Linked DNA regions of Homo sapiens: region 2 is linked to region 1. Evidence: chromatin loops called from intact Hi-C (ENCODE). Cell type or tissue: PC-3. All regions are shown on one strand. Each heading gives the region's core, and the rest is flanking DNA. Links, peaks and the distances in the headings are about the cores only.

The links. A loop is a pair of places that touch in the nucleus more often than their neighbours do. Peaks named below come from ENCODE experiments on the same cell type or tissue, not always from the same donor. Only the 100,000 strongest peaks of a DNase experiment are listed, where the experiment ranks them.
Region 2: it touches region 1 in a loop (4-fold over the local background); 2 of 110 quality-filtered maps call a loop at or near these places.

Annotation. Positions count from the first base shown.
Region 1 is chr5:97,229,758-97,232,686 of GRCh38, forward strand. No RefSeq gene overlaps it. Among named protein-coding and RNA genes, the nearest start is that of RIOK2, 48 kb to the left of the region's middle. In PC-3, for the core only: CTCF peaks have their summits at 1,486 (motif pointing right) and 1,694; a DNase peak (open chromatin) is centred at 1,484.
Region 2 is chr5:97,984,635-97,987,563 of GRCh38, forward strand. No RefSeq gene overlaps it. Among named protein-coding and RNA genes, the nearest start is that of LINC02234, 150 kb to the left of the region's middle. RefSeq lists an enhancer at 1,101-2,300. In PC-3, for the core only: CTCF peaks have their summits at 1,678 (motif pointing left) and 1,879; a DNase peak (open chromatin) is centred at 1,627; H3K27ac peaks cover 952 bases.

The DNA.
Region 1 (2,929 bases), core at 133-2,632:
TTCTGTAAATATACTATGGCACTTGGGGTGAGACAGGAAGGAAGAGGGACATGTCTAATTATAAAAATCAGTGTGAGCTGGCTGGCAGATATGCGCGGAGGAAGAAAAATACCATGTTACGTGATGACATCTTTCTTATCATACAGTGTGCTTTGCCGCCATTGTAAAGTGCTCTTCTACTGTGTATTTTATTTTTTTCTTAGTGACAACCTTCAAATGAAGTGTGCTTTTGTAAGAGTCTTTTCTACAATGTAGAATCCACACCAAGAACATGCGTAGAATGCCCTACCAGGATTTTATCTCTTTGTGCCTGGCTCGAGTTTGTACTTGGTATGATCTCTTATTTTAGGAACTAGCCTGAGGCATCCAGACCCTTGCTGCTGCCATCCCTAGAGAGACAAAAATGAAGGAAATAGAGTTGTACAAGAGAGGAATTTAAAGAGATCTCCCCCAACAGTTTTCAAGCTGCTTTTTCTTCTCCCTTCCTGTCTTCCTTCTCTTTTCCTCCCTGTCTCCTTCCTTCCTTTCATTCCTTCCTTCCTTCTTTTTTAAAGCCCTAAGAACCATTTCTTCTGTTTAAAGTTTGTATGGAGCCCCAAAGGAAGATAAAATAAAGACTGCTCTGGTAGAAGCATAGATAAGTACCCAGAACTCTTCCTAGTTGTGGTTCTGGGGAGAATAATTTGAAAACACCCAATTAATTATATTAAAAACAGAGACCTAGACATTTGAATGATTTGTTATAGTTTCTGATTTTGACTTCAGAGACAATGTGAGTATGCTGAATTCTCCTGGTAATGGGGAAATTTTTGACATGATTTGCCAAATCTAGCTGTTGAAGTTTTAGATTTCCTCTGTTTCTTACTTGTTTTAATAGTAAGTTTGACTATAGTAGCAAAATCATGTGGGTCAATTTTGTTTCCCACTTTTCTTTATAATTTTAGATAAGATCATATATGTTTTACACATAGTTCTGTTGTAATAATTGTGGGAAAAGTCTGGTAGATGTAAAGCTGCACATTTTAGGAAAGACTAGTCTGGGTGCAGTGGCTCACATCTGTAATCCTAGCACTTTGGGAGGTTGAGGTGGGAGGATCACTTGAGGCCAGGAGTTTGAGACTAGCCTGGGCAACATAGAGAGACCCCTGTCTATACAAAAAAAATTATAAGAAGAAAGACTAAAAACTTCCTATTCTCTAAGACAAATGTTTATTCTGTAATTGCAATGCAAAAATATTATTTGAAAGCTTATAAATGAATTGCTCCCCCCAAATTACAGTTTAGCAAATCTGTAATCTCTTGAAAAAAAATCTGAAACGTCTTTAAAATTTTTTTAGCATTTCTTACACTGCAACATTTTTCTATTTTTCTTCTATGTCCTAAAGAAGACATCTACCTGAAATTAGGACATTATGTGTGTAACATTACGTGATTGTGAAATAGCTGCCTGCTCTAGAAGGTCCTTGTTCCTCTAGGGGGCAGTGCTTTACTTTTACATCACCAACCCGGAGTGAAAATATAAGAGCAGCTTTGTTTCTTAAAAGACTAGAAGTAGTTCATTCTGCTCATTCTCTCTCTTCGTTTTAAAAATGTATTGTACAGCTGAGACATTTAACAAGACATGCTTTTAACCAGAAAATATCCAAGATAATTAGAACTTCCATAAACATATTTGATTTGGAGTTTTTAGGGAAGATTTCTTTGGCTTTACCTCTTTATTTTCTAAGAAAGCATAGAATGAGCTTGACTTATGCTCCAAATTTAGTTATTATATAATTGTATTGTCCTTTCTGAAAGATAAACTTTCTTCCCCCTTAAAAACAATTTTGATTTAAGGTTCCAGATGTGTCACTTGACTTGCTAAAAAACAAAGCAAAGCAAAACAAAAACCAGAAAGCCAACCAAAACCCAAAAAGCCAATCAAAACAAGAACCATAACATCCAGTTTGTTCTCTTTGGTTCTACTTTTCTATTTTTCATGCAATTTAAAATTTTAGACTATTTCCCTTGTGCCACAGACTTCTTTTTTTTTTTGTGGTAGTTCCAGAAAACAAATGGATTTATTAAGAAAACAAAATCCGCCTCCATTTCTTTCAGCCCATTCTCATCCCATACTTCTTAAAAGCTATATGTGTATATATATATATGTACATGTGTATATATGTATATATATATGTACAGGTGTATATATGTATATATATACATACGTACATATGTGTGTATATATATATATAGTGTATATATTAATATATATACACTAATGTGGGCAGCAGAATTCAAAGATAGTCCCCAAGATTTCTGGACCCAGGTGTACATATACATCTTCACCCAGTTATTCTGCCAAACACTAATGTAGGTACTGCTATGAAGAGATTTTGCAGATAAATTAAGATCCCAAATGCAGATGAATTAAGATCCTTAAATTAGGGAGATTATCTGGGTAATCTCACCTAATTATGTGAGCCCTTTAAATCTGTTTCTAGAGATCGGAGACAGAAGTCAGATAGAGTTGAGATGTGAGAAGGATTCAACTTGAGAGAGGTTCTCTATTGGTGGTTTTGAGACAGAAGGGAGCCATGGGGCAAGGACCTGCGACTGGCCTCTGGTGGCTGAGAGTGGTCCCCAGTTGACAACCAGCGAGAAAACCAGGAAAACCACCATAAGAAACTGAATTATGACAAAACAAAATGAGCTTGGGGTCCACTTCCAAGCTCATTTTGTTTTGTCATAATTCAGTTTCTTATGGTAGTTGTCTTGATTTTCTTGGTGGTTGTCAACTGGGGCCCACTGTCAGCCACTAGAGACCAGTCTGAGGTCCTTGCCCCATGGCTCCCTTCCATCTGGGTGTTATTTTAAGTCTCCAAGTTTTTTGTTATGCAGCTATAGAAAATCAATACAATCAAAGTAAGCACATTTCTTTAACATTATT
Region 2 (2,929 bases), core at 242-2,741, 750 kb after region 1:
CACACAAATCAGAAGAAACTAGGAATGGGACACATGGAAATAGGTGACACCTGCCCCAGCTTTCTATCTGGTATATTCCTTATTTTTAGATATGAAAATATCTTTTTTTGTGTCAGGACCACTGATTAGCAATGACACAAAAAATTAGAGCTTTTAGTGATCACTGAAGTTATTTCAGTATGCTTTGACTAAGGATTTGTGTCCCTCCCCAGTGAATTTGGGGAGGGATGGTCCCTTCTGTCCGTTTGTTTAATACCCCACATTTCTCTGAGAAGTCCTATCATTTTGATCATTTCTAATTTAAACGGAAGGACACCCTTTGTGCATTCTTTTCTCGTTGCTGTTTCCAACAGCAGTGGTTTAAATGGGAAGGCTGAGACTATAGATTCCACCACATCACTTGAAATGCCAACTTGGCAGTAATCATTTTATTCTTTTTAGTTCAGAACATGTATTTTAAAAATGAATGGGTATTGACTAGTTAACAACTAGAGATTTTTTTTCCAGGAAACAATTTCCTAGACTTTAAACCAAAATTTGGAGCTCAAGAAACACTAAAGAAGACAGTACTCTATGTAAAGTAGTTATTAATTGGGGTTTCACTGTAGGTCTATATGCAAATCTTAACTTTTAACCAAAAAATATATAACAATATAAAGTGCAAAAAGTTTAAGCTTTACACAGAAAATGTATGATACAAAATCACTTTTAACTTAAAAGGCAGTTTAAAGTTTATCTGTGAAGAAAGAGAAACATTTTGTACATAAATCCTCCCAGTTTTCATTGACAATGATGGTGTTATTTAAGCATCCCTGTAATTAAATGTCACTTTAAAAATAATGGACGTGTCAGGGTATCTTTTTAAATGGAAAAAAAGTATATTTTTGTAGTATTAACAGAAGTAATACTCAACCAAGATTTCCCAAATTACAGAATAAAATTAATATCTTCTTTTTTTCCCCCAGCAGTGATCTCTTTTCTATGATTCCTTTTCTGTGAACATTCAGGACTATCTGAACGAAATGGGACCCCCATCTCCTGCCACTTCTGGAGAACAAACAACCCACTCAAAACCATTTACCCATCATCACTGTCCAGATCATTGCACAGGGTGGGTTTATATGATATGCCCACTCTGAAAATGTGGCTAAGTATTCCAATCATAGCTGTTGCCAGTGTTTCCCACCATTGCTGTATACTCTTAGTAAATGGTAGTTGTTAAAAATATAAAATAGGCTTGCTTCATGAGAAGAAGAAAGTACTTTCTCTTGTAAAGTTCCTTTAAGCATTGGCATAGTAAGTGTTCCTTTTCTCATTGATACCATAGTTTTTTTACTGTGTTTTGTTTTGCTTTCTTCAGATTTTAAAGGAAAAATAAGGTGATGTTGCTGATTTTCAGAAATATTTTCAGCTTCAGATATCTGTGATAAAAATGAGAAAAAAGAAGTGGATGTTCTGTCAGAAGGTATTGGTGAGATAGGAGACCCAGAATTGGGAGAAGCAGCTTAGATGGAGAGCAACTTAAATGGGAGAAGTGATGAACATGCGTGAGAAAAAAGTGACTCTGCTCCCTTTGTGATCGGGGCGAACATGACTAACTGATCCAGGAATTTGTTTCATTTGGTCACGAATGGGCTTTGCAAATCCTTCCTAATGACATGACAGTGTCACCTACTGGCAAAGCAGGACCCTATGAGGCATCTAAAGGGAGATTTAGCCAGATATGTTGTTTATCAGAAGCCAGGTACTTCCTCCACTTTTCATCCTCCCTACTTTTCCTTTCTACAGAAATGATTTTTTTTCAGGACAGTAATTTAATAAACATACATACTTTGTGCTCAGCACTCTACTAAATGCTTTTATATACATTATTTCATTCTACATTCACCAAAGTGTAAAGAGATAGGTGCATTTCCATTTTCTAGATGAGGCTCAGAGAGGTAAAACAACTTAAACAGACAGAAAGTTGTAGAATTAAGAATGATACATGTTAGACTCCAGAAAGCATGCTCTTTAGCTCTGTAATAGATCATTCTGTCTCTTCAGTTTAAATGCAAGGGACATTAATACCTCTCTAGAATTTTACTCAATTCTATTGTCTTCCTCCTAATTTACTTCTTAACTACCTAATTCTTGAAACGGATTAGAAGCAGATGTAAAGAAGTGTCCTTATTTTCTTCTAGGTATGTCTTTGCATTATTGAAGTGTATCTCATTCTTTAGATTGCCTAGTCTTAAAGTCCAGGTGGCTAAGTTTATTCAAGCAATTAATTGGTTGATTGAGAGGTAAAATACTATAAAACTGATTGATTGACTAGCATGACAAGACTCCGTATAAAAGTGGATGTATTTGTTCATCCATTACCTATTTCTTAACATTTTCTAGAAAATTAAGTAGCTACAATATACAAAAATAGAATATAGCATAAATATAAATTAAAAGATGTAATAATGAATCTACTTTTACCAGGTGTAGTCCCAGCTACTTGGAAGGCTGAGGCAAGAGGATCACTTGAGACGTTCAAGGCTGTAGTGCACCATGATTGCCCCTTGTGAATAGCCACTGAACTCCAGCCTGAGCAACAAAGTGAGACCTCATCTGTAAACAAACAAACAAAACTGCTCCTGAATTTCAATGTCAATTTATTGTAGAAATCTTAAAAACTTAATCCTCCTAAAATAATGCTGTTTTTAGGGGCAACACATAATTGTGTACAATTTCATGTTTCTTTTGAAGTGATAATTAAAAATAATTGAAACAGTTATTAAAGAATAAAGACATTGTGACAAAGAAATGACCGGGAACCACATAAAGCAAGATATTTTGTACTTTCAAATAATGCTGATTTTTAGGGCTAACAAGTTTCAGTAGTAGCTTAATAAATATACATTAAGAAATGCCCTTTCTGAATTCCATTTTATGATGTTCA